2 separate regions of the Homo sapiens genome follow, and region 1 is linked to region 2. A link is a loop called in an ENCODE intact Hi-C map of the cell type or tissue named here. Cell type or tissue: mesothelial cell of epicardium. All regions are shown on one strand. Links, peaks and the distances in the headings refer to the core of each region. The heading gives the core; the rest is flanking DNA.

The links. Peaks named below come from ENCODE experiments on the same cell type or tissue, not always from the same donor. Only the 100,000 strongest peaks of a DNase experiment are listed, where the experiment ranks them.
Region 1: a loop joins it to region 2, with 27 times the contacts of the local background. A loop is called at or near these places in 4 of 110 quality-filtered maps.

What each region holds. Positions count from the first base shown.
Region 1 is chr5:33,282,523-33,286,927 of GRCh38, reverse strand. The region is part of intron 1 of LOC124900637 (a long non-coding RNA gene); the gene reads left to right. Among named protein-coding and RNA genes, the nearest start is that of LINC02160, 55 kb to the right of the region's middle. In mesothelial cell of epicardium, for the core only: no CTCF peak of the experiment used is centred there; no DNase peak of the experiment used is centred there.
Region 2 is chr5:33,228,497-33,232,901 of GRCh38, reverse strand. It overlaps LINC02160 (long intergenic non-protein coding RNA 2160), which reads right to left and starts at 3,167. Exons shown (of 4, transcript NR_147008.1): 1 at 3,044-3,167. In mesothelial cell of epicardium, for the core only: no CTCF peak of the experiment used is centred there; no DNase peak of the experiment used is centred there.

The DNA.
Region 1 (4,405 bases), core at 263-4,262, 54 kb before region 2:
TCTTTCATAAATGTCTATATACCAGGCACTATTCTAATACTGTAACATGCAAGGGTGAATTATACATGGAGAGTATCCCTCCTCACACTCTTGCCTATTCCTACCATTTTCCTCTATTGTCTGAAATTTATTGCATAGTTGTAATGCAAGTGCAATTCATGTATTTTAACAAGTTTTAAAAAATGCATATATATCTGGAGTTGGTAGAAGACTATCCTCTTAGTGTTAGCAGAATCAGATTACTTCCCTTCTAACACCTAGCTGAAATGAACTTCATTGATGGAATAAACTTTGTCTTAAAATGAGCATTGTGGAAGAAATTGTTGATTAATTTGGCACGTTAAATATTCGTAGTGTCAACATTTGGGCAGCTAGAAGACAGATGACAGCAGTGAGTATCTAAGGAATCTGGGGTAAGGGAAAGAAAGGAGTAAAGAAAGGAAGATCCATTTCTAAGGACAAACTGCTTCTGTCATTGTGCCACAGACTGACTTTGTAGCCTATCCCAGGGCCAGTTCTCTTGGCATCTTGTCTCTTGCTCCACTCTCCCTCATCTCTCCCCTTGAACTTCCCTTTTATTGAGGCTGTTCTTTATTTAGGATGTATCAATCAGAATATCCACACAGTTTCCATATTTACAAAGCTGCCAGAATGATATTTTATAAACCTCAGCCAAATATTACTCCACTAATTAAAACTTTCCAGTGGCTTCCCAATACATTTAGAATAAAAGTCAAACTCCTTACCTCAACCTACAAAAGTCTGCTTCATCTGGCTTGGGCCTGTTCTGTGATATTATCTCCCACTGTCTTAGTTTGTTTTATATTGCTATCACAGAATACCGCAGACTAGGTAATTCATAGTGAAGAGAAATTTATTTGGCTCACAGTTCTGGAGGCTAGGGACACCAGAATTGAAGGGTCACATCCAGTGAGGGCTTTCCTTTTTTTTTTTGAGATGGAGTCTCGCTCTGTCACCCAGGCTAGAGTGCAATGGTGCGATCTCGGCTCACTGCAACCTCCACTTCCCAGGTTAAAGCAATTCTCCTGCCTCAGTCTCCTGCGTAGCTGGAATTACAGGTGTGCACCACCACGCCTTGCTAATTTTTGTATTTTTAGTAGAGACGAGGTTTCACCATGTTGGCCAGGCTGGTCTTGAACTCCTGACCTCATGATCCGCCCATCTCCGCCTCCCGAAGTGCTGGGATTACAGGCTTGAGCCACCGCCATCCAGTGAGGGCCTTCTTGCTGTGTTATAACATGGCAGAAGGCATCACATGAGTGAGAGACAGTGGGAGATCAAACCCACATCCTCAAGCCCTTTTATAATTGGCATTAAAACATTCATGAAGGCAGAGCCCTCACGACCTTCCCATTGGGCCCCCTTTCCCAACACAGCTGCATTGGAGAGTAAGTTTCCAACACATGCTTTTTGAGGGGCACATTCAAACTATAGCACCCACTGTTCTGGTGCTTAGCCATGCTGCCTTTCTCTCTGTGATTTGGGCATCCTCAGTATATTCTTGGTTGGCAGATTTTGGACTTCTTTTTTCTCTCCTATCTCTTGACTCTTTCCCTAGACCTTTGTATGTCACTAACCCCCATGTTAATCTCTAAATGGAAATACCTTATTTTTTTTTTGTTTACTTGTTTATTGTTTCTCTAATTTCATTGGAACATAAGCTCCATGAAGGGAGAGATCTGTTCTGTCATGTTCTCTGCTGTTCATTAATGATGTGTTCAATGAGTAAATAGAGTACATTTTATTTCGACTGATTTTACTTATTATTTTAGGGGAATAGCCTCTGTCGGCAATGCCTCATTTTCATTTAGTTTCCCTCTTTGTAAAAAGGCCAAAGTTTTCAAATAAATATACAAATATATGCACAAGCTGAAAAAAACAAACTTTGCCTTACATTCAAGTCTCTTTAATTTGGGGGAAGTTGAGATGGTAAAAGAGCATGCAGCTCTCTTTTTCTTACAGTTCATACTTGTGTTAGAAGGCTGAAAAGTATTCTTACGTGTCTTGGATATGTTTCCTGGGGCTTAATCACCGTTAGCCAGAGAATGTTATCTGTTGTTGAAGAAAAGAATAGGCAAGAGAAATGTCAGACCAGCAGTATTGCTTTCTATTTTATGTGATTTTATTCTTACTGCACCATCCTCCTTCTCACTTCTGCGTTCTGTAAGTAGTTTGGAAGCTTCTTAAGCATGAAAATGGGAATATGTATTTTTATTTCCCAGTAGTGTGTAGCATAGTGCTAGAGAGTAGATAACCAATAATCACTTTTTCACTAAAAATAGTATTTAAGTTTTACATAGATCTTTACAGTTTAGTAAGAAATACAACATCATTTATTACAAAAACCCAGTGAAGTAGCAAGGCAGATATTAATTTCTTTTCTTTTACAGATTGAAAGACAGATTTCAGAGCTCAACAGAGTTATCTGAGTTCACTCAGCTAGAAGTGGCTGAGCTGGGAGTAGAGACTCTGGAGAGTGTTCTGTTTCCTCTAAGTGCTCATGTCTCTTTGTGACACACTGTTAATGATGATGGTATTGCATACAAATTAAAAGAGGAAATAACTTCATGTAAGATTTGGTGAAATACTGTTAATTCTTTGATAATAAAGTGAAAACATGGATTAAGCATTTGAAACAGAACTCACATACAGTCTCTCAGATACCGATGAGGCCTCTGAGACTATGCTGGCATTTTAGATCAATAGTGGAAGCACAAATGGTTCCAATGGGTCTCAGCCTTCAAGCCTTATTGTCTTTTGCAAATTTGCTTATAAGCTGCTGAAAATGCCACAGAATTGCCCTAACATTAGAGAATATGATAGTATCAAAGAATTTTGCTTTTTTACTTCTAAGAGAATTTTGAAAAACTATTAACCTCCTTGCATATTGTTGACATTCAAAATTTTTGTTATAAGTAAAATGGTTGACCAGGAGCACTGGCACACACCTATAATCTCAGCACTTTGGGAAGCTGAGGTGGGCGGTTCACGAGGTCAAGAGATTGAGACCACCCTGGCCAACACGGTGAAACCCCCTCTCTACTAAAAATAAAAAAATTAGCTGGGAGTGGTGGTGCGCGCCTGTAGTCGCAGCTACTCAGGAGGCTGAGGCAGGAGAATCACTTGAACCCAGTATGCGGAGGTTGCAGTGAGTCGAGATGGCACCATTGCACTCCAGCCTGGCGACACAGCGAGACTGCATCCCAAAAAAAAAAAAAAAAAGAAGAAGTAAAATAGTTGCAAATGATGGAATTGTCACTGTATTATTATAAATATTGACATACTAAAACAAAACTACTGTATGACTTTTTAGAATATGTTCAGTGGCATATAAGTGCAATTATAATAAAAGGCAATCATATATTTAAAAATACTTGCATAAGCTCTTTTTAACAGTTGGAAATTTTATATCTCTCTTGGAACTATAATTTTCATTGCATTTTTCTTTCATAAATCATAATGTAAATAGTTTTATGCTTGCTTTACTTTATGGATCACTCATTACATACCTCTTAAGACATATGTCCATTCTTATAAAACTTAAAACAGTGAATTTTCTGTGACCATAAGGCTCTAAGTATTTAAAACATTCTCCTGAATTGCATTATCATTACAATATTATTACTACATGATTAGTACAAGATAAATATATATTTTTAAAATAATATATAATTGTTAACATAAAGTAAAATTTTCTTAGGCATACTTTATTACCATTATTAGATGGGTCAGGTGTTTTCCCAATCAATTCATGTGTCTATGTTTACTATTTATTGCTAGGATGAAATGGGATTTAGCATCAGTTTTATTTCTGTTAATTTTTAAATGCGTAGATGCTATAAATCTTATTCATACAAATAAGTAGATAAGAATGGAATGGAATAAGTTTGTTATAGCAGTGTTATTCCGTGTGATATTAGAGCAGTATTCACTTAGTTCTTTTTTTTTTTTGCAATAAATGCCAAAATTCATGTAAGTTAACTTTCATCAAGATTAATTTTAATGATTTATCAGCTGACAAGTTGATTTTGGCTCTCCTTCAATTTTGCTAAAAGCAAAGAATTTGAAACCATCATATTTTCCAAAGGTTTTGCTTCCCTGTCAGAATAATTCATTTTCTAAAAGCTGATACTGATATTTGAAAATGTTGCTTTGTTTGGTGCCCCAGAAGTTTTGACATTTGTGGGCCACAAACTAGGGTAAGATTCTGGATGGGTAAAAAGTTTGCCTATCTTTTGTGGGAGGGAGAAAGAGATTATAAACGAGCACCACAGGCATATCCTCAGGCAGATCAGCTTTAATAAAAAGAATGTATGGAAATTGAGTACCTGGAAATACAGTGATCTGCAAATACCATTTTGAATGCCACAAGGTTAATGGACTA
Region 2 (4,405 bases), core at 133-4,132:
AAAGATATAAAGTGTAGATCTGAAGAGGAGGCAGAAATCTCCATTGCCTGGAGAGTCTCTTTTTAGGGTGGAAAAATTATCTTAAAATGAGGCAATATTCTGTTAAGAGGACCTAACCTGGATGAGTTGTCTTAAACTTTCTGAAAACCAAAACAGAATCTCCTCTAATTTAAATAAAAGATGACCGAGGCCCAGGTAATAGTATGGTCCAGGTATCAAAAGATAAAGAAGTGAGTAATCAGATTTATTCAGCAATGCTATTGAGTTAAATTGAATTTCCACTGTGGCTGATTTAATCTGATCCCTGTAGAATGAAGGTTGAAGGAAGATAAAATCTTGAGGATAATACTGGCAGTGATACCACTGTGATGCATTTTAGCTTCTGCCAGTTAATTTCATCTATGGCCATGAATATATTAGCATTATATATCTCTGTTGTTTCATTTAGTTATTCACATTTTTGCCTGTAAAATGCTCCTGAGAACCCTTCTCCCACTAACCTTCAAACATCTTAGACCCTGTGTTTCAGCTCTGCTCATTTATAGCCCTTACACTTGCCTTGGAAGGGCCGACAAAATACTGATACATTTCACTTTTCTGAGGTTGATGGAGCACACTAGCACATTAAATTAAAAAGTGGTCACTATATATAAAAGTGACATAAGAGTCTCAGTATCACTGGGCTGTGCATATCAAACTGTTTTTACTATAAGTGTTGAATTTGGGCCAAGTCGTTTAATGCATTTTAATCTTGTGACCGAGAGTATGCATTTACAAGATTTTCACCAGGAATAAGTGTGCTCTAGAGTAGATCTGCTTACCATGTGTTGCTACCACAGGAATGTGATTTTTCGAAATAGAGTAAAAAATGGTACAATGGTGAGGAACTATTTGGTCAAAAATTTGCAAAGAAATTTTTAAATAATGCTAAGAATTGGATATCTTTAAAAATCTAATTCTGATGTATTTGTGTAGCACAAGGCCTGCATCTTAGTAATAATAATCCCCCGTGTCCATAGCAAGGTCTCTTGAAGGTGATATCTAACTCAGGATTTCTGTAATGAATTTAGGAGACAATACGTGAGACTATCTATACCTAACACAATGCCTGGCACCTGTGAGTTATTTAACTGGTAGAAAATAGAAATCTAAAAAACAAGTTAACAGGTTGTATTGAGTGCCTGATAGAATGAATGAATGCAGGTAGGAAACATTTAAGATACTTATTAATGAGTAGGCATGGAATTTTCTGTACTATGACTATATAATTTCTTAAAATTGAAAAACATTGTTTTAAGAGAGTTCTTGCCATCAACATTTAGTATCTCATGACTGTCAAATTCTTTTAGATAGGAGCTTACACAGAGGGAATGTTGCATAATTGAAGAACACTGTGGGATGATAAATTGGGCTGTACCAAATTAGGTCATCCTTAGTCAAAATGTATAATGACGGTCTTTTCACAAACATCTTCACTGGGTTAAAATACCTGACCCAGGAGTTCCATCTGAATGATGGCTAGGTTGAGAACAGTATTTTCTCATGCACACCATGAGCAGAAGAAAAGCCAGGGTGAAAAGCCCTTTCCCCCTGAGGCTTTAGCCACCTTCAGGCTTTAGCCAATTACCCTGCCTGATACTCTGGTTTACTTAAAAACACATTAGTTGGAAAACAAAACAAAAAAATCAATTTAGTTGTAAGGATGTTGACCATTTCCCTCTACTATTTCAGGCTTCGCGACTCTGCCCTAATTGGCAAACAGGTCACAGAAGGTTGATCATATTATTGTATCTGCATCACTATAAAATTGAACAGTTTTGCTTATTTAATTATTTTCATTAGATACCCTTGATATTCTTTTTTCTTTAAATTTCTTCTAAAGGAAAGATTGTATTTGTCACTCTTTTGGAGCCTGCCAAATAGTGTAATTAATTGATAAAGGGTATTTCAGGTATTGGGCTCACTATCTAGAATTCGCTACAGTCGTCATTGTTCTGGGGAAAAAGAAAACAAACACTTGGAAGTGGCAGTGGATAAGCCGGGGCCGTGGTTTATTCAGTGGAAGGAAGTGTAGTTAGTTTCAGCGTAGAGGAAATCTGTCTAAAGGAAACTGGATTGATTTCTTTAAGGAATAAAAGCCAGAGTGCTTTGTGGGGAAGGTGAAACACTCGGTGACCGTTTGCTTAGCTTTCAGTACAGTCACAAATACTAGTCTGCTGAGTAAAAGCACCTAGGACCGGTCACAAAAGGACTCCACCGCCACAATGAGAGGCTGTCTAGGGCCTGCCCTGGGCAAATAAGTGAGAAAGTTTGTCCTCCACGGGTGTCCACGGCCTCCGCCACCACAATCTGCAACCTCTTCTTCAACTCTAGAGTTTCTTTTCTCTATTTTCTTTTCAAAGGCTTACGGTGTTTTCATTACTTTTTTGTTGTTGTTGAAAGTATTTCTTGTGTTTTCTTTCTGTAGTATAACATTCTCTAATTAAAGCAGGAAAGTAGTTTGATAAACTGTATTCATACTAAGGTAATACAGTCTCAGGATTTTTTTTTTTACACTTTGTAGTGATCTTTCTACTAATACTTGGAAAGGACTGTGCTGAACTTAAGGAATTTTTAGACACCTGAGAACCAGAATGGAAGAGATAAGCAGGCACTTGAGCAAAAGATGAACAGAGTGAATACAATTGTACAGTGGATGCCAACAGGACTGAAAGTGTTGAGTTTCAAATCTGTTTCTGCACTCGGTGAAAAAAAGGTTATTTTGCTTGATTAATACGTGAAGTAGGCTTAATGACTACCACATTCTCTATCATTTCATTTTAAGTCCTTCCCAGAAAAAAATGTATACTACCTGTAAGACTGCTTGTCGTATGAAAGTATAACTTTTTTTTTTTCTGATAGTTTGTCATATACAACACCTAACCCATCTGCCATCATCTTTTTCAATTTTTGTTTTTGTAGAGCTTAACATTATGCTGAAACTCAATCATATATTTTCCCTCTGGGGGTTGCATCAGTTTTGAAGAAATGAAAATGTACTTACGTTCTAAAGAGGACAGGCTACATAGTGTGACTTCTGTCTGGGTAGAAAGGATTCCTCCATCTCCATCAGGCATCGGGACATGCAGAGGCTTCAGCCTAACCTGCAGAAATACATATCTCAATAAGACTGAAGTCTCCTTCCTAGTTTTTTCAAACAATGATAGTTTACTCTGTATCTCAGTAGTGCCTATAGGGAAAAGAGCATGGGATTTGTAGACAGGAAAGTAGATATGTCTGCTTGGCATGCTGCTCCCCTCTATGTCCACCACATCCGTCAGATTCATTCCACCCTATTTTGACCAGTTCTGTGCCCGGGAAGCTGACCTCTTTTGGTTGCCTCATCTGAAATCCTTACTCTCCGGCTTCTGCTTTATTTTGGCACATTGGAGGTACTGGCAGGGGACTGGAAGGTGACAAGAGGGCAGGATCAGAGTATTTCTTCGCTGGCTTTATGCCTGCTTTGTCACAATTCTGGCAGTACCTGTGTTCACTGTCCGAGGCCACAGCTCCTGCCACACAGATCCTCTCGTGGTGGCAGCTTTCACCAGGCTCCGGGAACATTGTTTCCTCTTCTTCAGGCCTCGGCGTGTAGTCCTGCTTCCTGCTTTTAGTCCCTGAGTGCTTTACCATCTTTTTTTTTTTTTTTTTTCTTTTTGGCCCCCTTAGCTTTACTCTTCAACTATTTTCAGTCAAATCCTTGAGATGTGCCATCTATTTCCTGCCAGGACCACAAAGGATACATTCAGGCTGTTGGACAAGTCAGATAATCTCTTTGACCTTTAATTTCCTTTATCTGTAAAACCGGATAATACCTATATTGTCCACCTTGAAGGGTTGTTAGGAGGACCAATCATGCATGTGAATTGTAGAGTGTCATAAAAATGCAAACCATGGGTAGCGAATCATCTGTTAATGTTGATTTCCCAACCAGCTTTCTTTAGGCACTTCATAAGTTTTTCTTACCTTCCTCTCTTGATAAATTGATACAAGCTTTGGGAGTGCAATTTCACATTGACTAAAGGCAAGCAGAAGTGGGAACAGGAATCCTCTATTCCACGCATTTGAAAGCTAAATATAAAGCATCCTTAGGTTTATCATGTCTCTGCTCCCCTTCTCAGCAGTATGTAGTTCAGACCTGGGAGGGCGGTATAGAAGATCTTAACATACCTTTGTTTCTGCCTGGAATTTTTACCCTTGATAATAATTTCGTCAAACAAAATTCCCCCATAGTACAGTGCATGTATCACTCACATCTCTATGAGATTGTAAAGCTTCTTTATAATGTTTCTGAGGATACGGGATCCTATATATATATTTTTATGACTCATAGTAACTCTCATACTGTTAAGTACATATTTGATAA